Regions from separate parts of the Homo sapiens genome. Here region 1 is linked to region 2. A link is an interaction called in ENCODE POLR2A ChIA-PET data of the cell type or tissue named here. Cell type or tissue: CD4-positive, alpha-beta T cell. All regions are shown on one strand. Each heading gives the region's core, and the rest is flanking DNA. Links, peaks and the distances in the headings are about the cores only. Region 1 holds the start of HENMT1 (HEN methyltransferase 1). Region 2 overlaps TMEM167B (transmembrane protein 167B).

Region 1 (11,485 bases), core at 4,970-8,969, 440 kb before region 2:
CAGTTTTCCCAGTACCATTTATTGAGGAGGGTGTCCTTTTGCCAATGTATGTTCTTGGTGTCTTTGTTGAAATCAGTTGGCTGTAAATGCATGGATTTATTTCTGGGTTCTCTCTATTCTGTTCCATTGGTCTATGTCTCTGTTTTTATACCAGAACCACGATGTTTTTATTACTACTGCTTTGTAGTACATTTTCAAGTCAAGTAGTGTGAGGCCTCCAACTTTTAAACTGAATTTTTTAGTAGAGGCAAAAGGCCATGTGTATACCCTTAATTGATTCAGGAAAAAAAATAACTCTAAAGGGAGATGGAGGAGGGGTGAACAGGAGAGGGAGGGTGCAATGTACAAATGATTTAAAAAGTGAGATGTTAACATCTGGATAAAGGGGGGTATAGGTATTCTTGGTACTATGTATTTGTGGCAATTTATCTGTATACTTGAAATTTCTAAGTAAAATGTTGGAAAAGCAGAGTAAAAAGATATTCCCAACCAATGAGCAGTTTTCCTTACAATAATCAAGACCTATTATATTTAGGACACTAAGATCACTGAGACTTATTCAGGCTTTTCAAATGAACAGTTATACAGTGTATCAGTTTAAAACTTACAATTCAATACACGTTATCAAGTCAAATCCAAGCAAACGAGAGTCTCTCTCCACAACGGAGCCATGATACAATGTGATGGTCAAATTCAGATCCCGAGGTTTCAGAAAATCCCCCAGGAAAGGAGCTAACGAATCCCTGCAAAATAATTATTGAAGAAACTTTCTGAACATTATCTATTTAAAAATTCTCACCAGCTACAGAACTCAGATCCTCTGATAATTATCTTCTACCTCTATTGATATAAGTCTGACACAGCCTGTTTTCCTTGTCTTGACATATTAAAGACCAGGTCATGGGGAAACTTCCTCTCACAGTGGGAAGTTACTGGCCAATGAAAAAAAGACTGAATATTTAATATTGTTATATTGTTTTCATTTGTAATACTTTTGGTTTTCCAGCTTACTTTGATTCAGTGATTTTGAGATTTTTGTTCTTTAGAAAAAGAATATTCTTGAAGCAATCTGTGGAAATCTAATGTATATATACTATATATACAAGAGATAGGAGAAATGCTATGGTTCAAAATGCAGGCGGTGGCCTGGAGCCTTGGCCTCAGTGTTCTGGGGCATTTTAAATCCTCTGCTATAAATTATCATAGTGTCCAGCATTAAAGTGATGAGATTTTGCTATCTGAATTTTAATTTACAATGCTTTGATTATTATAATCATTTAATTGAGGCTATTCTTTAAGTTGGTAGCAATAAAATGCAGGTATTTTTAGTGTTATGGCAAAGCCTGATTATTCAGTGAGTTGAAGATCCCTAATGGCCCCAATCTTTTAAAACAAATATAAAATCAACACTTTCTCTAAACTCAATAATGCCATTAGTTTTAGATTAACGCATAATTCTTTCAGAAACTAAGTATTACCCTCTCCATCGTAATTTATCCTCATTAATATCTACTCCAACAAGCAATTCAATGCATGGATTGACTTTTAGCAGCCTTAAGAGTGAAGTATCACCACATCCCAGGTCTGCAACCTGTAGATGAGACAGAATGTTATTTCAAAGACATTTATAGCAAGAGAAGTATGATCAAAAACTTTTTTTTGAGGAGGAGAGAGTGGAGTATATATCAGTAATAAAATAATGAAAGTATTATATGGAAGGATCTTTTTGGCAGAAGATGCTACACACACACACACACACACACACACACACACACACACACACACTAACCTGAAACTTTATAAGCCCATAGGCAAATTTCTATTTGATCACACTAAAATAGAAAGGTCCATTCCTATTCCAGAACAACTGTTATTGTCTATATTGAACTAATGAGAAACAATTACGTACACACAGTTTTCCCATTCAGAATCAGAATTTGGAGTCAAATATTCTCAGCATATTTCAGCAAACAAAGCTTTCTAAAACTTAGCTTTCACCCCTCACACATTTATTTGATTAAACAATTACCTCAAACCATCTGAAATTCCATACTGAACTCTGAGCTGCCAAAAAGCCAATTTTAGATGCTTTACCTGAATACACATGCCTAGATGGCTACAAAGATATAAACTAATACCTACGCCTTTGTGTCCAAGTGTAGAAACAGTAGTGGTGGAGTTAAGGGAAACCTTCACACACAGGAATCTTCACTGAGTCTTCAACATCAAGCAGAAAAAGAAAGCTTTCATCTAGAAATTCACCTTACCCGCATCTAATTCACATCCAATCCATTAGTATAGTAACCAGGTATGGATGGATGGATGTAGATTATATGCAATTATGACTTTACTCTGAAGTTAACCGAGTAGGTTCATTATGATCTAATTTTCTTTTTGAGACGGGCTCTTTCTCTGTTGCCCAGGCTGGAATGCAGGTGATAACAGCTCACTGCAGCCTCAACCTCCTGGGCTCAAGGGATCCTCCCACCTCAGCCTCCTGAGTAACTGGGACTATAGGCACGCACCACCATGCACAGCTAATTTTATTTTTTGTAGACACAGGGTCTCACTATGGTGCCAGGCTGGTCTCAAGCTAGCCACCTGCCTCAGCCTCCCAAAGTGCCGGAATTACAGGTGTAAACCATTGCACCCGGCCCATTATCATCTAATTTTAAAAGAACCACAATACCTGTGGCTACAATACCAGTTTGCCTGATATTCTAACTAAATGCTCTAGAAGTACGGTACCTACAAGATCACATCCAACTATAAAATCTTAAGATTTTCTTCACATTTGAACCTGACAATGCTGAATTCTGTCTGAGCCCTGTGTTTCTGGCATCTGCTAAAGGAATCCACCTGTGCTTTGTGTTCCAGGAAAGGGCTCACTGCAAAAAACCACCCTCCTCCATAAAACTTAGATAAGATTCCTTGTGTTTCCATTCTTTGCCTCAAATGATTATCATGAATACTTGTCCCCACTGATCAATGGGAAGAAAATTCCTTTTTTAACCATACTTTATTCAAACTTTACTTCTTCCCCCAGGGCCCTGCACTACAGCCTGAGGAAACAGCCCCCTCCTTAAGGCTCCCCATTCCACTGTCCTTTCAAACCACCCTCTCATCCCACCTCCCTAGTTTCTAGCTTTGTTCACTTCTCCAGTAAAAGAAAAACCCCTTTTGCTTAACTCTTGAGACACCTGCAGATCTTGTGGTTACGGCATTCTCCCTATTGCAATAACCCCTGTGAAAAGTCTCTCCATACTAATCCATTTGACAAAACACCTCATATGACTAGTCTACTAGTCTTAATAATTAAATGTTTGGAAAGAGAAATACCTACCTTCTTAGGCTCATGTTGATCCACTAAATTTTTAACGAACTGGTACCGCTGTCTGTATAGTGGAGGTTTAAACTGAATTGCCGTCTCCCTGGGAACTTCTTCAAAATTACCGTCAACCACACTACTGCACTGAAGTTCACAAACAAAAAAAGACAGGTTCTAAATCATGCATGACTTCAGAAATTAAATAAGGGGCAAAAAAAAAAAAACTTTATTTCCCCCAATCACTTTGAAAAACACACTGGCCTTCACATACCCTTTGTCCTAAAATCATTAGGTAGCACTGCATTTCCTCCACAGTTCATGTAAGCATCCTCTCATGCCTTTTAACAAGAGAGAATCTAGCTGTATGCTCCCTATAGCTTAGTTTCAGCTGAAGGGAACATTACCAATGAATGTATTCAATGAAAACAATTAGATGACTCCTAACCATAAGGGACCTTTTGTGGAGTGAGTCGCCAAAGCCTGTGGTCCAAGTAGGCAGGAGGCTGGAAAATATTTATAATGACTGACTATATATATATACACACACACATATATATACACACACACACACACATATATGTACACACACTTACACACACACACATATATATACACACACACACACATATATATGTACACACACACACACACACACACACATATATACACACACACACACACACATATATATATATATATTTTTTTTTTCCCCCCAAGACGGAGTCTTGCTCTGTCACCCAGGCTGGAGTGCAGTGGCGCGATCTCAGCTCACTGCAACCTCCGCCTCCCTCAATTCAAGCAATTCTCCTGCCTCAGCCTCCCGAGTAGCTGGGATTACATTACAGGCATGCGCCACCATGCCTGGCTAATTTTTGTATTTAGTAGTGACGGGTTTCACCATGTTGGCCAGGCTCTTCTTGAACTCCTGACCTCGTGATCCACCCGCCTTGGCCTCCCAAAGTGCTGGGATTACAGGTGTAAGCCACCACACCCAGCCAACACTCTTTTTAAGAGAGAGAGAGGATCTCACTATGTCGCCCAGGCTGGTTTAAAATTCCTGGGCTCAAGCAATCCTCTGGCCTCGGCCTCCTGAGTAGTTGGGCATCTGTAGGAACATTCCAACACACCAGCAAAAGACTCTCTCACTGACCAAACTTCAGTCAGGTTCCTCTGAGCCATCTTCTTGAATAGACCTCAAACCCTGGCCCCAATCCTATCTTTGGGCTGCCTAGCCCAGTTTTAATAAGAATACTTCTAAGTCAGTTTAGACAGAATCTTCTACCCCTGATATCTGATCACCCTATCTGGTCAAATTCTTCATCTTTGCAATGTTCTTATTGCAACAGTCCTCAATAAAGTCAGACTAATTTTTTCTTTAACATGACCCCAAGAAAAAACAGAATTTATAAGATTAATCTGTAATAGCTGTTACTATTCCTATACAGCAGTATTATAAAAGTAGTCCAAAGGGTATTTGATATCTGATGTAGCACTGTCCAATAGATAAAATACAAGTAGGCAACTTTCTTGTAGCCCAAGAATTGGAATTATAATCGGAATTAGAATATTTAAACCAATATATCGAAAATATAATTTTTACATAAAATCAATATAAGAGATTTTAGATTCTTGTTTTTCACATTAAGTCTTCAAAATCCAGTGTGCTACATATTTTGTACTTCTGCGTCTCAGTTCCAAAACCTTCATCAGAAATACTTGTCTGTATTGGATTTAAAAACTTTACATTTAAAATATACATGCACATACCCAAGTTATTCCAAACATACTTTTTTCCAATAATGTAATCAAATATCCAATTTTAAACTTAAAATTAAAAATGAAGTTATGAGCCCAGGTGGTCAGCGTTGCAGTTAACCGTGACTGGGCAAGTGCATTCCAGCCTGGGCAACAGAGCAAGACCCTGTCTTAAAAAAAAAAAAAATTAAAGTTCGGTTCCTCAATTCCACTAGCCACATTTCAAGTGCCCACTTGCCATGTGTAGCTACTGGACAGCAGGGAGCTACACCCTAGGTACTCCCAATGTGGTTTCCAAACCAGTGGCATCTTCACCTAGAAACTTTAGAAACACAAAAGCTTGGGCCTCACCCTAGACCTCCTTAAACAGAATCTGCAACTTAACAAAATCCCCAGGTGATCCATATACACAACCACATTGGGGAACACTACTTAGAGTGTTTTTAAAATAGATTTTGCTACTTTAACACCTAGTGATAAAAGTAAAAACATTTATTTTACTTACATACACCAAATGTGACTCTTTCATCTATGTATACCCTTGTTTACCTCAACCAACACCCCGGGAAATGCTAGGACCTAAATGTGATCAATTTTGTTTGCAATTATCTCACAATACATCCAGGTGATAATTCTTAAGAGTCAAAGACGCAGCTAAGAAGGGTGGCATTACCTGTAGATTATTTTCTTCCATTTTGTTTCGAAGTTTTGTTGAAACAAAAATGAAGATTTATCCTTCAAGCTCTATTTGAGAGAATCAGCACTGACTCAGCTGTAATAAATACAAAACCGTTTTTGTAAAGCGATACCTGAAAGAAATAGCTGCCTAGTTCAGAAGGGAAGAACGAAAGCCTCTTTCTTACTCCTTACTACAGTATATAATTTAAATAGAACGCTTAAAAGTAAATAATGAATTCACCTCTGAGTACTCAAAAAAAAAAAAAAAAACACGAAAGCAGGACTCGAACAGATATTTATACACCGAAGTTCATAGCATTATTCACAATAGCCAATCTGTGGATTAAATGTGGACTACCATTTAATCCACAGAATGTATCCAGTATTTTTTCAGACATTCGCAAACAGGCTCAGAAAGCGTAACTTTTCACTACGTCAAACCCTACTAAGAGCGAAAACAGCCATCCTTTCCCTTTACTATCATGAATAGTTCAACTAGATACAAACGGAGCAATCTTAGGAGTTCTGCCCATTTCATTGCTAAGACCCTCAACTTCAAATTTTTTCAAAAATTTTTCCACACATCGTCAAAATGAAATTTCGAGGGGGAAAAAAAGTGTCCTTGATAAACTAGAGATGCTCCAACATCTATTCAATTCACTCACGAACTTGAATTTAAATTTTAGTTCTCTATTGCACATGTGTCTCCAACAACTAGACTTTAATCTGGAATCTAGGCAACATGTTAGTCACCAACTTGTATTAAGAAACCCTGGCCGGGCGCGGTGGCTCACGCCTGTAATCCCAGCACTTTGGGAGGCCGAGGCGGGCGGATCACGAGGTCAGGAGATCGAGACCATCCCGGCTAAAACGGTGAAACCCCGTCTCTACTAAAAATACAAAAAATTAGCCGGGCGTAGTGGCGGGCGCCTGTAGTCCCAGCTACTTGGGAGGCTGAGGCAGGAGAATGGCATGAACCCGGGAGGCGGAGCTTGCAGTGAGCCGAGATCCCGCCACTGCACTCCAGCCTGGGCGACAGAGCGAGACTCCGTCTCAAAAAAAAAAAAAGAAAAAGAAAAAGAAACCCTGCTCACTGAAACCAACGCTTCTGTCTTTGTACGGGCCGTCGCTTCCATCATCCTGCGGTAAGCAGCATGCCCAACCGAAAAAACAAAGCTCGTCGCGGAGCCGCCAGCGTCCTCAACTCAGCGCCGCCCTGACGCCCGCGCACGCACGGCCTCGCTGCGTGACGCTACCGCCGCGGCTACGCCGGCGCCCGCACCCGCGCCTCGGCCTCCCCGCGGGGCTCGCCAACCTCGTGCGCTCTCACGGTCGGCCTTGGGCCCCGGGAGCCTCATGGTGCGCCGAGCTCCGTCCCTCTAGGCTCTCAGTTCCAAGGCGTCGGTTTTGCGTCTCGTAACGGCCGCTGTGGCGCATGCCCAGAAGCCATTTTCAAGGTCCTCTTCCGAACCTTGGCGAGGACCCCTGCGCCTGCCGCGCCGTTGACCCCGCTAGCGTGCGGCTGCGACGCGGCACGGTACGGCAGCTGTTGGCGAAGGCCCCCAACTCCGAGCGCGTCCGCAGACCGCGAGCCGGAAGGCGGCTTGGGCGGCTGTTGAGTTCGTGGCGCTCCCGAGGCGTGGCAAAGGCCTAAAAACGGTCCTGGCCAGCGGAAGGCGGCAAGAGGAGCAGCAAGGCTCCACGCGAGGCGGCCGGCGGCTGGAGTCCCAGTCAGCCTCCGCTTTCATCCCAGAGCAGTCCACGGGGGCCTTAAAGGAATGTAGGCTGGGTGAAGTTGGCCCAGTGACACCTGCGTTCAGAAAAACGTTCTTTCCGCTCCCAACGCCCCCTCTCCACCGCCACCCGACCCCCGAAATAGTTTTCCCCGAGTGTTGTGGATAGAACTGTTGATCTCTTGGAAAAGTTATTGTATCCTGCCATCCTTCCCTCTGGAGACTCCACTTAATATATATAAGTACTTTCTTTCCTGTATATGATGGAAGAGTATTAGGGGGGTGAGGGGAGGGACGAAGCTGCCTTCTTTAGGGAAAAAAGATTGACTTATATTTTGAAAGATGCAAAAGCTGGTGTTTTTGCTACTGAATTAATAGCCTATTAATATGCCACAAATGATATATTGGAACTGTATTTTCAAACATTTAACGCCTGCTGTATGCAAAGCACTATGCTGACAGCTTAAGGGTACCACAATGATAAATTACACCAATCTTGTTTTTGGCATTTTGGGGAGTCTAGTGTCATAGGTAAAGAAGTACATAACTAACAATAAGCTTCAAAAATTCAATCATAAGGCCCGGCACCGTGGCTTCCGCCTGTAATCCCAGCACTTTGGGGGATCACTTGAGCCCCGGAGTGTGAGACCCCGTCTCTACCAAAAAAAAAAAGAAATTAGCTGGGCATGGTGGTGCCTGCCTGTGGTCCCAACTGTTTGGGAGGCTGAGGCCGGAGGATCACTTGACCCCAGGAATCTGAGCCTGCAGTGAGCTATGATTGCACCACTGCACTCCAGTCTGGGCGACAGAACCAGACCATGTCTAAAAAGAAAAAACACTCAGTGATAATTTCACATTACAGTTTGAGAGGTTCCTGTTGACTTGGGGAAACTAGTTTTAGCAGACTTCATTAAAGGAGTGTACACCTTACTACAGGATGTAATTTAAAATAGAATGTTTAAATAATAAATTCACTTCTGGGTATATACTCAAAGCAGGAATTCAAACAGGTATTTGTACACCAAAGTTCGTAACAGCATTATTCACAGTAGCCAAAATGTGGAAACAACCCAAATGTCCATTAAAGGATGAATAAACAAAATGTGATATACATACAATGGAATATTCAGCCTTTATTTTTCCAATCAGAGTTTCAGGAAAATCAACCTTTAAAAGGAGTGAAATTCTGACATTTGCTGCCACATGGATGAATCTTGATGATGATATGCTGAGTGATATATAATCAGTCACGGAAGGACAAATACTGCATGATTCAATTTATATCAGGTACCTAGAGTAGCCAAATTCATAGAGACAAAGTAGAATGGTGGTTGCTACGGGCTGAGAGGAGGAGGGAATTGAGAGTTGTTTAATGGGTGATGGAAAAGTTTTGTAGATAGGATGGTTGCACTGAATGCCACTGAACTTAAAAATTGTTAAAGTGGTTTTATGTATATTTACCACAGTTTCAAAAATTTTAAGGAAAACATAAAAGCTATCATCTATACAGCATTCCTGGATCTAGGGTTTTTGCCTCCCCTGCTGGTTAGCCCATTTATGAACTTGAGCTCCTCATGTCCATTCCCTCTCCAAATTTGCCTATTTCATCATTCTCCTGGCCTCCTACTCTTATTAGAGTCTGAAAAATCATCCTTGGCTCTGTCCATTTTTGTCCTTCCCACACTTGGACAATCACCAAATTTTGACTTCTTCAAGCTGTCATCTACCATCTGTTCCTTCCCACAGCTAATAGCTTAGCCTTGTCATCTCATTTTGTCATTATAACTCATCTTTCCTTCGTACACAAGGTAAGTCCTACTGAGTTATAGACCATGTAACGTCTTTTAGAGTGGATTTTAAGTCAAATAGGCCTTAAATCCAGATTTTACTATTACTGCATAACCTTTGGAAGTTGCATCCTCTCTGAGTGTTAGGGGGTTTTTTTAAGTTAAAAAATGAGAAATGATTACTTATTTGGTAAATGTGTATAGAGTATTTATTATGGATCAAGTACTTGTTTGAATTTAAAAGACAGATAAAGATCCTTTCATAGCTTTTACAGTCCAGCAGGTGTAGGTGTCTGGCACACAATAGGTAATCAAGAGTTATCCTGGGCTGAGTGAGGTGGCTCATGACTGTAATCCCAGCAGTTTGGGAGGCTGAGGCAGGAGGATGGCTTGAGGCTAGGAGTTCAAAACCAGCCTGGGCAACATAGCGAGACCTGTCTCTACAAAGAAAAAAAACATTATCTGGCCATGCTGGCGGGCACCTGTACTCCTAGGTACTCAGGAGGCTGAGGCAGGAGGATCGCTTGAGCCTGGGAGTTTGAGGCTGCAGTGAGCTGTGATCATGTCACTGCACTCCCTGGGCAACAGAGTGAGACCCTGTCTAACAAAAAATTAATTTCAAAATTTAAAATATTTTTTAATATTTTAAAACGGAGTCTGGTTCTGTCACCCAGGCTGGAGTGCAGTGGCGTGATCTCGGCTCACTGCAACCTCCACTTCCCAGGTTCAAGCGATTCTCCTGCCTCAGCCTCATGAGCAGCTGGGATTACAGTCACGCACCACCATGCCCAGCTAATTTTTGTATTTTTAGTAGAGACAGGGTTTCACTATGTTGGCCAGGCTGGTCTCGAACTCCTGACCGCAAGTGATCTGCCCGCCTCAGCCTCCCAAAGTGCTGGGATTCCAGGCGTGAGCCATCGCGCCTGACAAAATTTTTTAAGTTATTCTGGATGCCAGTTTGAGCCTGATGCTTAACAGGATGGAATATTTGGAGGTCTTGAGAAGAGGGTGATTGTATATTCCATGTAAGAGGAATGTAAATAGTTTGTGTCTAGAAGGAAGATTGTAACAGATTAAGATGTACGAATTCCTTCTCACCTATTGAGAGAAACGGGGTCTATTTCTTTTCCTTTTGAATCTATATGGGTTTTGTGATTTCACCAATGAATAGAATACCTCTGCCAGTTTTTGGGCCTAGGACTTAAGAAACTGGCAGCTTCTACTTCCTGTTTTTTAACGCATCCACTCTTGGAACCCAAATGACAATCTGCGAAGAAGACTAAGGGGCCCCACGGAGAGGCCCACATGGAGAAAACTCAATCCCCCCTCACCCGCTATCCCAGGCTGTCAGCCAGCACCACCTTGTCTTGCCAGCCATGTGAGTGAGCCATGTTGGAAGTGAATCCTCCAGGCCCGGTGAGCCATTTAAACTGACTGAAGACAGCAGCTCTGTCCATGTGCACAGAGAGTGGGAAGTGCCTGAAAATTTACATTTTCCTAGGTAGTGCTTTGCTAATGACTGACCGGTGTGGATGTATAAAAGTCCAGCTCCGTGATCTCAGACTTCCGGCCTCCAGAACTGTAAGAAAATAATTTTTTGTTGTTTAAGCCATCCAGTCTGTGGTATTTTGTTACAGCTACCCAAGCTGACTGATAACACTGAATTATGTACATAACTGAATAACCACCTATGGAGCAATAAGAGCACATTTGGAGCATCTTCTCTACCAAGCAAGAAACAAAAACGTTCTCACCTTATCAATATTCTACAAGTTAACCTCTAACTTCTCAGGGTTGTTAACTGTTTGGACTCTCTTGTTTGTAGGGAGTGACTCAGAGAAAGTTAGAGTCCCCAAGAGAGCCATATGCCTGAGAGACAGGCTTAATTCTCTGGCATGTTACTAAAATGTCAGCCATGTGCAGTGGCTCATGCCTGTAATCCCAGCTCTTTGGGAAGCTGAGGCAGGAGGATTGCTTGAGGCCAGGAGTTTGAGACTAGCCTGGGAACGGCCCTTGTCTCCAAAATTAAAAATAAATTTTTTTTAGAAAATGTTAAATACTGTGAAATAATCTATTTCCAAGTGTTGGATATTTTTTCTGCACAGTAGTGAAATTATTGCTGGCTGTCTCGGTGTAAGAATGGCCATTGAGCTGCCTCATATCCTGATGGGAAGGTGCAGGGCCAGAAGTTGAATCACACTATG
Region 2 (11,485 bases), core at 2,757-6,756:
TATAAAAGACAACAAACTTATTTTCTGTTTAAGTCTGAGTGTTATGGCAATTTTTAGTTGATTACTTATTTTTCTTAGCCAAATTTTAATTTTCTTCATATTGCATTGCTCTTTAGTTGTCTCTGGAAATTCTATTTACTTTAAGGACATGAGAAATTCAAATGAGAGAAGTTGCTGATATTCATCAGTGTGTTTGGACAGTTCATAGGGTCCACAAATCAAATGAGGTTGTTTCCTGAAGTAGAAGAAAACAGAACTTTGCAATTGATACTGAAGTACTTTGCCATGGAGTTAGTAACTCCTGAGCAGACCATTTTAGATGGCTCAGCATTTGGCAGGAAGACTTCTCCATTCCCTGCTTATATCTATGGAAGGATCAGCTGTTGGATGTCTAGAACTTCTCTATTTAAAAAAAAAGAGTAGGTCTAAAATTAAATTATTATAAGCAAGCATAGACATGGGTCTTCCAGTTGAATTGTCCATTACCGTAAAACTTAATGGTGGACAAGTTAGCTGTGGTTGATTCCTGTGTGGCAGTAAATTGTCTTCTGTCTGCTTACTCCAAATAATAAAAGCTGCTAGGAAGTTTAGATTTTGAAATAGGCAGTTTAATGCTTTGAGGGTTTCTAGAAATACAGAAAGTCATCAAGTAAACACTGCATGTCTAATCATCTCAGAGTTGTGGCTGTTATCTCTTCAGGAATTGGTCCACAGGGTAAATTTCAACAATTCATACGTTTTCCATTGTCATTTCTGAGGACCTTTGAGATGAGAGAAAGGAAATCTAGTGGAACAGGAAAGAGAGTTACACCTTGTGGGTGTGAGTTTGGGACCTGTTGGCAGAAGGGAATGTCACTCCCTGGAAACAGGTTCAGCATGTTTGCACTTGTTATTTTGTAGCTTTAATGATTTTTGTTTTCTAATAGGGCAAATGTCTCTAAGCTTGGTGTTTAGAGCTGCTTCATATTTTAAACTAGTTCCATTCCACAGTTCTAGTTCAAACCAGTTTTTACAGCCTCCTGGGTGGGTCGTCTTGACCCAAACTCTTGTGTTGTTACATTTTGAGAGGTTTTCATACCAGAATGTACCAAAAAGTGCACAAGGTAAAGGTAATTTACAGCCAGAAACAAATATACATTTGTTTCATTTCTTGACTTTCCCTAAGCAGATAAGCAGAAACTTGTTTAACTCATTACTTTGTTTGATGTGTCTTACATATTTTTGACTAAAAGTTATAGAATGTTATTCCTCTGGGGGAATCTTTTACAGGTGGAGGAATGGGGATAGCAGTATTGCCTCAGATTCAAACTGGCATCACCATAAACCCTGTAGGCCAGGGTGGAATGAAGTCAGCTCCTTTTTATAGTTGAAATACAATTTTTTATTCACCATTGTCTGCACAAATCCTTGAAAATAAACCTTTTTTTCCCTACAGTCTTTGTCAATTTATTTGTCACATGCTGAATTTATTGAAGTTTGTTCAGTCCTCCCCTGGGTTCAGTTCATAGCCTACCTTTTTAGTTCACATTAGTAAATACCATCATTCCTGTTATCCCATTGTGAGAGCATTGAATGTATTATATAGTTAAGAATCTATGATGGCCTAGTTTTCTCCTTTAGGGCAGCTGAGACAGATATATCTAGAGATATCTATAACTAGATATATATATGTATATATGATATGCTGAGATATATATAACTAAATATAAATGCATGTAGTAAGTTTTCATATATATACGAATAAGATATTCATATATATGTGAATGAATAAGTATTGAGGTATATGAATGAAATAAGGTAGATAGCACCCCCAATACATTCCATCTGCTATTGCTATTAAAATACAAGTATCATCTGCTCTAAACAGTCATAAACATCTTCATTCAAATGAAGTTAACAAGTTAACCAGCCAGACACCTAGAAAATCCTTGAGCCAGACTTTGGGAGGCTGAAGCGGGTGGATCACTTGACGTTAGGTGTTCGAGACCAGTCTGCCCAACATGGTGAAACTCTGTCTCTACTAAAAATACGAAAAAAGAATGTGTCACTGCACTCCAGGCTAGGTGACAGAGCGAGACTCCGTCTCAAAAAAAAAATAAAAAATAAAAAAAATCCTTGAGCCAGCGGGATTCTGGCACATACAATGGGTACTTTCCCCCTTATTTGTTTATTTCAAGTGCCTGGTGAGACTGGCACAAGTACAAATTAGAACTTAAATCATTTTGTACTACTCTCCAAAATTCTTCTGATTTCTACCCCCCAACACCCATTTCATTGAAAAAGGAAAAAGAAGGAATTGAGCCATTAAAATTATGCTTTCTAATGTGAGAGGAGCTAATTCTGCTTATATAACCACTGCTATTTTACACTCTACTCATTCTGGAACTTGGAAGTCAACGTATGTTTTAATAGATATGACCATAAATGAAGGCTCAAAAATTTGGGTGCCACAGCATTAAGTTGTGGGCAGACTTAGGGCTCTCTAAGTGGGGACAGGAATATGCCTTCCTATCTGTACCCATTTCATAGATATCCTGACTTCCTAATATTTGGATTTAAATACAGTATTCTTGGCTGTGTGCAGTGGCTTAAGTCTATAATCCCAGCACTTTGGGAAACCAAGGCAAGAGGATCGCTTGAGCCCAGGAGTTTAAGACCAGACTGGGCAACGTAGTGAGACCTCTGTCTACAAAAATGTGTTTTAAAAAGTAGCCAGGTGTGGGCCTGATGCGGTGGCTCATGCCTGTAATCCCAGCACTTGGGAGGCTGAGGCTGATGGACCACAAGGTCAGGAGATCAAGACCATCCTGGCTAACACGGTGAAACCTCGTCTCTACTAAAAATACAAAAAATTAGCTGGGCATGGTGGCACGCACCTGTAATCCCAGCTACTCAGGAGGCTGAGACAGGAGAATCGCTTGAACCTGGGAAGCGGAGGTTGCAGTGAGTCCAGATGGCACCACTGCACTCCAGCCTGGGTCACAGAGCGAGACTCCTCAAAAAAAAAAAAGAAAAAAAGTAGCCAGGTGTTACCTGTGGTCCCAGCAACTTGGGAGGCTTAGGTGGGAGGATCAATTGAGCCCAGAAGGTTGAGGCTGCAGTGAGTCATGATTGTACCACTGCACTCCAGCATAGGAGACAGAGCAAGACCCTGTCTCAAATAAGTACATACATACATACATACATACATACGTACTCTATTCCTTACCTTTCCCTTTGGTAAAATGATGTTTGCCTTCTCCCTAGGGAGAAGGGGCTACTGGGGAAGCTGATGCTCCCCATGGTAATGACCAGAGATTGATGTCTTCTTGGAAAAGAAGTCACTCACCTATGAATATCCTGAAGTTGAATCATATTTAAAAAGGGCTGGGCGCGGTGGCTCATGCCTGTAATCCCAGCACTTTGGGAGGCCGAGGCAGGCAGATCACCTGAGGTCGGGGGTTCGAGACCAGCCTGACCAACATGGAGAAACTCTAACTCTACTAAAAATACAAAATTAGCAGGGCGTGGTGGCACATGCCTGTAATCCCAGCTACTTGGGAGGCTGAGGCAGGAGAATTGCTTGAACCCGGGAGGCGGAGGTTTCGGTGAACCGAGATCACGCCATGGCACTCCAGCCCAGGCAACAAGAACGAAACTCCGTCTCAAAAAAATTTAAGGCCGGGCGCGGTGGCTCACACCTGTAATCCCAGCACTTTGGGAGTCTGAGGCGGGCGGATCACCTGAGGTCAAGAGTTCAGGACCAGCCTGGCCAACACGGTGAAACCCCAAGTCTACTAAAAATACAAAAATTAGCCGGGCGTGGTGGCGGGCGTCTGTAATCCCAGCTACTTGGGAGGCTGAGGCAGAAGAATCGCTCGAACACAGGAGGTGGAGGTTGCAGTGAACCGAGATCGCACCACTGCACTCCAGCCTGGGTGACAGAGCTGGACTCCGTCTATAAAAAAAAGAAAGAAATTGGGCCGGGCGCAGTGGCTCACGCCTGTGATCCCAGCACTGTGGGAGGCCAAGGCGGGCGGATCACGAGGTCAGCAGTTCGAGATCAGCGTGGCCAACATGATGAAACCCTATCTCTACTAAAAATACATAAATTAGCCAGGCATAGTGGCGGACCCCTGTAATCCCAGCTACTCCGGAGGCTGAGGCAGGAGAATTACTTGAACCCGGGAGGCAGAGGTTGCAGTGAGCCGAGACCGTGCCATTGCACTGCAGCCTGGGCGACAGAGCGAGTCTCCATTTCAAAAAGAAAGAAAGAAATTGAAGACAAATTAAAGTCACGATCACAGAAAAACTAAAGATATGTATATAACTATGTAGTTATACAAAGGTCAAAAGGCTAAGTGCCGTGGCCATCGCCTGTGGTCCCAGCTACTCAGGAGGCTGAGGTGGGAGGATCACTTGATCTAGGAGCAATGAGCCGTGTTCGCGCTACTGCACTCCAGCCTGGGCGACACAGCAAGAACGGGTCTCCAAAAAAAAAAAACCACGATTCTGTAAGGTGGAAATTAGTACTGCCTTTTCCTGGGACCTATGTTCCCCTCCGAGCCACGCGAGGGCAGCAACGCGCGCACTCTGAGGAACACCCCCTTCCTCAGGACTCGTCCGCCTGTGCTCGGTGGTTTCTCCCAGAATCCTCCAAGGCGCGGGAGGGGGCGGAGAGCTTAAAAGTCGCGGGGGGAGCGGACTTCCGCTGTTTTAGGGAGGGAGAGCGGCCTGGGTCCTGGGTGTTGTGTGCGGAGCTGTGGCGTCGCGTGTGAGGCGCGTGCAGGGTGAGTGTGAGTGGACGCGTGAGTGTGTGAGTGTGCGCGCTTGGAGCGTGTTAGGCGAGTGCGTGCGCCCACCCCTGCGCCCCTCCTCCCGCTTACACTTTGATCTTATTTGATCGGATCGTGACCCCAGCCCCGCCGGGCCGACCCGAAATGAAAAGCTCTCCTCCTGCGAAGCCCCCTCGGGGCGCTGTGCAGCGAGGCCCCTTAGGCGGCGGCCACGCTGTGGTCCCCGAGGTCCCGGAGCTGGCCCTGCGGGGCCCGGCGCTCAGAAGTGATGAATTGATCAGATAGACGAGGCCGGGCTTGTCCCCGGCCACTGATTATCGAGGCGATTCTGATCTGGGCACGGCCACCGGGCTGCGGGCTGCCGGTGGCGTAGGGGCGAGCACGTGAACGGCGGCGGCGGGCGGGGATGCTGAGCGCGGTGGCCAAGGGTAAATGAGCCGCTGCCCCTCCCCCTGGAGCTGGAAGGTCGCGGAGGCCTTTTTGGCCGCTGATATACTTTCCTCCCACTTTCCCATTTCTCCTTGTTTTTCTTTTTTCTTTTGTTCCTTTTTTTTTTTTTTTGAGACAGGGTCTTGCTCTGTCGCCCAGACTGGAGTGCAGAACCGCAATATCGGCTCACTGCAACTTCGACCTCCTTGGCTCAAGCGATCCTCACATCTCTGTCTCCCGAATAGGTGGAACTACAGGCGCGCGTCACCACGCTCGGCTAATTTTTGTATCTTTTGGTAGAGACGGGGTTTCACCATGTTTTGCCAGGCTGGTCTCGAACTCCAGCCTCAAGTGATCCGCCCGCCTCGGCTTCCCAAAGTGCTGGGATTACAGGCATGAGCCACCGCGCCCGGCCCCTTTTTTAGTTTTTCTTTCTTTCTTTTTTTTTTTTGAAACGGTCTCACTCTGTTTCTCAGGCTGGAGTGCAGTGGCGCAATCATAGTTCACTGCAGTCTCGACCTCCCAGGCTCAAGAGATTCTCCTACCTCAGCCTGCCCAGTAGCTGGGACTATCAGTGCACGCCATAACGCCAGTCCTCTCCTTGTTTTTCTTTAGGCTTGGCTTGACTTTTTTTTTTTTTTTTTTTTTGAGACGGAGTCTTGCTCTGTCGCCCAGGCTGGAGTGCAGTGGCACGATCTCGGCTCACTGCAAGCTCCGCCTCCCGGGTTCACGCCATTCTGCCTCAGCCTCCCGAGTGGCTGGGACTACAGGCGCCCACCACCACGCCCGGCTAAATTTTTGTATTTTTTAGTAGAGACGGGGTTTCACCATGTTAGCCAGGATGGTCTCGATCTCCTGACCTGGTGATCCACCCACCTCGGCCTCCCAAAGTGCTGGGATTACAGGCGTGAGCTACGGCGCCCGGCCGGCTTGACATTTTTTGTATGCTACCAACACTTGTATCCCCAGGGCTAACGGCATGGTACAGCATCTGCCGCTAAGGGTTATACACACACTGTCTAGTATGTCCTTATACATGTATATGTCCATTAAGAGAACATGAAATGTTCCAGGGACACTCCTGGAATATACTGAATTAGAATTATCAGGGAGGTCTAGGAATCCATGTTTTTAAAAGCAAATGCCTTTTTTTGATGTTTAGTATCTCAACCTCCATAATGTGATTATCCAGGTAGTCATGCCTCTGCCACCTTAAGCCACTCTAAATAATGAGATCTGAAACTTCATATAGCCACTTGGCAGCAGATATGTGAATAGGTCGGAAAGTCTGGGTGGAAGGGGACTCTATTTATTTATTTATTTAGAGACGGAGCCTCACTCTGTTGCCCAGGCTGGAGTGCAGTGGCGCGATCTTGGCTCACTGCAACCTCCACCTCCCGGGTTCAAGCAATTCTTCTGTCTCAGCCTCCCAAATAGCTGGGACTACAGGCACGCACCACCACGCCCAGCTAATTTTGTATTTTTAGTAGAAACGGGGTTTCACCATGTTGCCCAGGCTGGTCTTGAACCCCTGACCTCAGATGATCCACCCACTTCAGCCTTCTAAAGTGCTGGGATTGTAATTCCAAAGTGCTGGGTGGCGTGAGCCACCGCGCCTGGCTGGAAGGGGACTCTTAACAGTTTGGCTTAAGGACCCTCCACCTGAGTGCCTGAAAGAAGCCCTTTCATATCTGAATTGCTCAGCAATTATGTTGTCAAACTTAATTAGAAATGGGAATTTATTGCACGATATTCTATTATTTTTCCTTTTTTTATTTTACTTTTTTTTTTTTTTAGACAGAGTTTCGCTCCTGTTGACCAGTCTGGAGTGCAGTGGCCCCATCTCAGCTCACTGCAACCTCCCCCTCTGGGGTTAAAGGGAGTCTCCTGCCTCAGCTTCCCAAGTAGCTGGAGTTACAGGCGCCCACCACCACACCCGGCTAATTTTTTGGTATTTTTAGTAGAGATGGGGTTTCACCATGTTGGCTAGACTGGTATGGAACTCCTGACATCAGGTGATCCACCTACCTCAGCCTCCGAAAGTGTTGGGATTGCAGGCATGAACCACTGTGCCTGGCTTGTTTTAATTCTTAATTTTTTTTTTTTTTCCCTTGGATGCAGTCTCACTCTGTCGCCCAGGCTGGAGTGCAGTGGCTCCGTCTCGGCTCACTGCAACCTCCACCTCCCGGGTTCAAGCGATTCTCCTGCCTCAGCCTCCCGAGTAGCTAGGATTACAGGCGTGTGCCACCACACCCAGCTAATTTTTGTATTTTTAGTAGAGACAAGGTTTCACCATGTTGGCCAGGCTGGTATCGAACTGGCTGGTCGCAAACTCCTGACCTTGTGATCTCCTGGTCTCAGCCTCCCAAAGTGCTGGGATTACAGGCATGAGCCACCGCGCCCAGCCAATTCTTAAATTCTTGATATTACAGAACTAAAGTGAAACTTATTAACATTTCACTCTTAAATATTTTATCGACAAATAAAATTCATGACCCAAAAAGCCCAAAACAAAACTAAAAACAGGGAAAAGCTTATAAAATTAAAAATGGTTCCCAGCATTAACAGCTGAACAGAGAATGTGATTTTAAAATTCTTAGCAGATGATGTTGTGTAGAAACTGAACACTTACAAATTATTTAAAAGCTGGAATCACTCACCAGAAACTACACAGTTGGATCATGGGAAAACAGCACAAAGGGGTTATTGAGGGAACCTACACTATTCTAGCTGCGCTCCGTACCCTTCTCAGAGGAAAGCCTGGCATTGATTAAATACTGGCCCAGACTGACACTAGCAGCAGAGCCCCTGATGGTACCCTGCCTATCAAGACCCTTCCACTGGGTTGGCAGTTTTGATCTGGGCCCCGGACATCCGGCGGATCTCATTAATGTTGGCGCCTTGGGGGCCGATTACACAGCCAATTAAGTTATCTGGAATGGTGAATTTGTGGGTGGTTTGAGTAGATTTTTGTTTGGTTGTTTTTTTTTTTTTTTTTTTTTGAGACGGAGTCTCGCTCAGTAGCCCAGGCTGGAGTGCAGTGGCGTGATCTGGGCTCACTGCAAGCTCTGCCTCCCGGGTTCACGCCAGTCTCCTGCCTCAGCCTCCCGAGTAGATTACAGGCGCCCGCCACTATGCCCGGCTAGTTTTTTTTTTTTTTTTTTTTTGTATTTTTAGTAGAGACGGGGTTTCACCATGTTAGCCGGGATGGTCTGGATCTCCTGACCTCGTGATCCGCCTCGGCCTCCCAAAGTGCTGGGATTACAGGCGTGAGCCACCGCGTCCAGCCTTGGTTGTTTTTTTTTTTTAGACGGAGTCCTGCTTTGTCACCTAGGTTGGAGTGCAGTGGCACAATCTCAGCTCACTGCAACCTCCGCCTCCCAGATTCAAGCGATTCTGCCTCAGCCTCCCAAGTAGCTGGGATTACAGGCGCCCTCCACTACACCCGGCTAATTTTTGTATTTTTGGTAGAGATGGGGTTTCGCCATGTTGGCCAGGCTGTTCTCGAATTCCTGACCTCAAGTGATCTGCCTGTCTCGGCCTCCTGAAGTGCTGGGATTACAGAAGTTAGCCACCGCGCCCCTCCATAGTTTGAGTAGATGTATCCAAACTTGCTTAGCCTTTCACCTCTGGAGAACTGGAGTCAATTCGGGTGAATCCGGTCCCGCCGTGCATCATGGCAAAGTGAGATTGTTGTCTTGCCACCTGGTTCAGCTTGGCCAGATCAAGCGGAGAAATGATGTGTTGTCCTTGAATCGAGTAGGCATCTAGAGGTGGTCCCTCCAGGTCACGGGTGCCTCGGGGGTAGCCCACAGCCTTGCTGCAACGATCTTGGCCGCCCGCGCAGATGACTGGGGACTTGGCCGGCATGGGCTGGTATGGAATGGTCATGACTCTCCCCTGGGAAGACTGGGAGAGCGTTTCCGGCATGATCAGGCAGATCTCTTTGACAAACCGATGGTGATGGCCCTCTCAGTGGAGTTGAGCAGTATATCCCCCACCACCTAGACCTGGGTACCATACTCTCGCGGATCTCTTTGATCTTAAATCTGCCTTTCCCAAACCTTTCTCTCTTTTTTAGCTTAGAAAACTACTTATTTAATTGTTTTGAGACAGGGTCTCACTCTGTTGCCCAGGCTGGAGCGCAGTGGCTCCATCATGGCTCACTGCAGGCTCAATCTCCCGGGCTCCAGTGTTCCTCATGCCTCAGCTAAAAGTGTTGGCATTACAAGCATGAGCCATCACACCTATTGTGCAATATTCTAAAAGGTTTGCCATTCTTGTCCAATCTTTTTTATGACACAGCAGGTCCCTGTGAGTGACTTGTAATTTTGGAAATCACTGAATACATCAGTTTTTAGGTACTGCAAACCCAAGCACCAGGTTTTTGAACCATGTTTATAAGAATCAGGGCTATATATCACAGCACGAATTGACACAAAGGAAAGGGAGTTGACTCCCAGGCAAGGACAAATAGCAGAGTTAGAGATTAACAGTGGCGAGTCAGGACCAGGGAGATGGAACCAAGGAAAAGTAAAGCCCAGCAAATGCCTAAACCCAGGACGGCTAAATCTCTTAAGTGTGACCTTAGCATAAATACTGATGTTATTTGGAGCTTCTGAAAATACAAGGTAGCTCATGTCCATTTTTGTTTCCTCAACACTTAGCTCAGTTCCTGGCACATAAAGGTTTGCTGGCAGTGTTGAATGGATGGCTCTGTATGGTTGGAGTGACTTCAGTTTACAAAATATGAATATCTGTATCCTACCAAAGACTGCTGTTGTGTCCTAAATCTTCATCAGCAAGATATGATTTTCCAAGTTGCAAATATACCCCAAAGGACTAGTTTCTACGAGATGGGTAATTTCCTTCCCGTGTTTTAAGAGTAGTCAAGTGGAGGCCGGGCGTGGTGGCTCACACCTGTAATCCCAGCACTTTGGGAGGCTGAGGTGGGTGGATCATGAGTCAGGAGTTCAAGACCACCCTGGCCAACATGGTGAAACCCTGTCTCTACTAATAATACAAAAATTAGCCAGGCGTGGTGGCGTGTGCCTGTAGTCCCTACTACTCAGGAGGCTGAGGCAGGAGAATCACTTGAACCCGGGAAGCAGAGGTTGCAGTGACCCGAGATCGTGCCATTGCACTCCAGCCTGGGCGACAGAGCGAGACTCTGTCTCAAAAAAAAAAAAAAAAAAAAAAGTGGTCAAGTGGCAATTTGTAATCTATGGATAACAGACACTTCAGACTTCATCTTGCACAAATCTATTTAATGGAAGTGGGCCGCAGTATGTTTCACTATAATTAGTTCAGGGATCTGTCAACACTAGGTGGAGAAGAAGCCACCATCTTTCTTTCGGGAGTAGCCTCCATTGGTGGCTGCAGTGTGAGGGGACACTGTGGAGAAAAGAGAAGAGGAAGTGGACTGAATTTCAGATCGTTGGCCTTTTCTAGGAAACTTTAAACATCAATACATTTGTAGGTACTGTGGAGAAGCTTCTCATAACAGCTGGGAAAACCGGCATATGGAGGACTGATGGGAGGTACTTATAGGTCTTCCACCCCCAGGTTTTTGCCCTTGCTGTAAATGTTTGTCTCCTAGACCTAAGGCTGAGCAAAGAGGCTCTGAAAAATTGAATTAATTTCCTAGCTCTATAGTCAGCATGTCCCCTGGTATTAATCTGGTACTTGCCAACTTAATCATTGCTTTCCAAGACCCACAGATATCCTTCATCTTCCCTACTGTCCAATCACCTTAAATCCCTGATTCATGGGTCCATTTAGAAAGACTCCCCCACTGCCCCATCTGCTTACCCAGTCCTCTAACCCTTACCTATGGATCCTTGGATGCTGTGGATGGACTCCTTTTTAGGGTTGATCCAGTGTCTGATGTTAGCCAGGAAAGTGATGGGTGGAGTGGGAGGGGTTAAAAATTCTCCAGGGAATTGGATCTTGGTTCTAGAAGAAGGCATAGGGAAGAAAAGTGGAGAGTGAAATCAATCAGAGAAAGGTGAGGAAGGCAAGGTAGTTGAATGTGATCTCAAGAATAAAGCAGCCAAAGACTCTTTTTACCTCTGTGGGATTAACCAAAGATTTTGTTTATACAGATGAGCACAATCTTGGGAGATTTCTGTTCATCTTAGACAGTGAAAATACAGAAACTATATTATAGACACAGATGTAAAAATACAGAAATTTGTATACAAATGAGTACCTAGTGATTATCATTTTCCAGGTGACATTTTACCTTATATGACTGGATGGCAGCATGTTTAGGCTGGAGA

What was found. Peaks named below come from ENCODE experiments on the same cell type or tissue, not always from the same donor. Only the 100,000 strongest peaks of a DNase experiment are listed, where the experiment ranks them.
Region 1: POLR2A ChIA-PET joins it to region 2 with 10 read pairs; 3 of 35 experiments call an interaction of 5 or more read pairs at or near these places.

What each region holds. Positions count from the first base shown.
Region 1 is chr1:108,654,108-108,665,592 of GRCh38, forward strand. HENMT1 (HEN methyltransferase 1) reads right to left here and starts at 6,986. Exons shown (of 8, transcript NM_001102592.2): 1 at 6,856-6,986; 2 at 5,757-5,855; 3 at 3,344-3,472; 4 at 1,479-1,591; 5 at 609-743. The coding sequence starts at 5,777. It overlaps LOC105378890 (a long non-coding RNA gene), which reads left to right and starts at 10,160. Exons shown (of 2, transcript XR_947679.3): 1 at 10,160-10,862. RefSeq lists enhancers at 6,705-7,294, 7,295-7,883 and a silencer at 6,950-7,119. In CD4-positive, alpha-beta T cell, for the core only: no CTCF peak of the experiment used is centred there; a DNase peak (open chromatin) is centred at 7,104; H3K4me3 peaks cover 1,844 bases; H3K27ac peaks cover 2,149 bases.
Region 2 is chr1:109,095,501-109,106,985 of GRCh38, forward strand. TMEM167B (transmembrane protein 167B) reads left to right here. Exons shown (of 3, transcript NM_020141.4): 3 at 1-1,434. It overlaps CFAP276 (cilia and flagella associated protein 276), which reads right to left. Exons shown (of 5, transcript NM_001245025.3): 4 at 11,035-11,159; 5 at 10,451-10,598. The coding sequence ends at 10,528. It also overlaps SCARNA2 and the pseudogene LOC100420092. Among named protein-coding and RNA genes, the nearest start is that of TMEM167B, 10 kb to the left of the region's middle. RefSeq lists enhancers at 3,455-4,214, 4,215-4,974, 5,735-6,493. In CD4-positive, alpha-beta T cell, for the core only: CTCF peaks have their summits at 4,550 (motif pointing right) and 4,750; DNase peaks (open chromatin) are centred at 4,631 and 5,171; H3K4me3 peaks cover 1,721 bases; H3K27ac peaks cover 1,175 bases.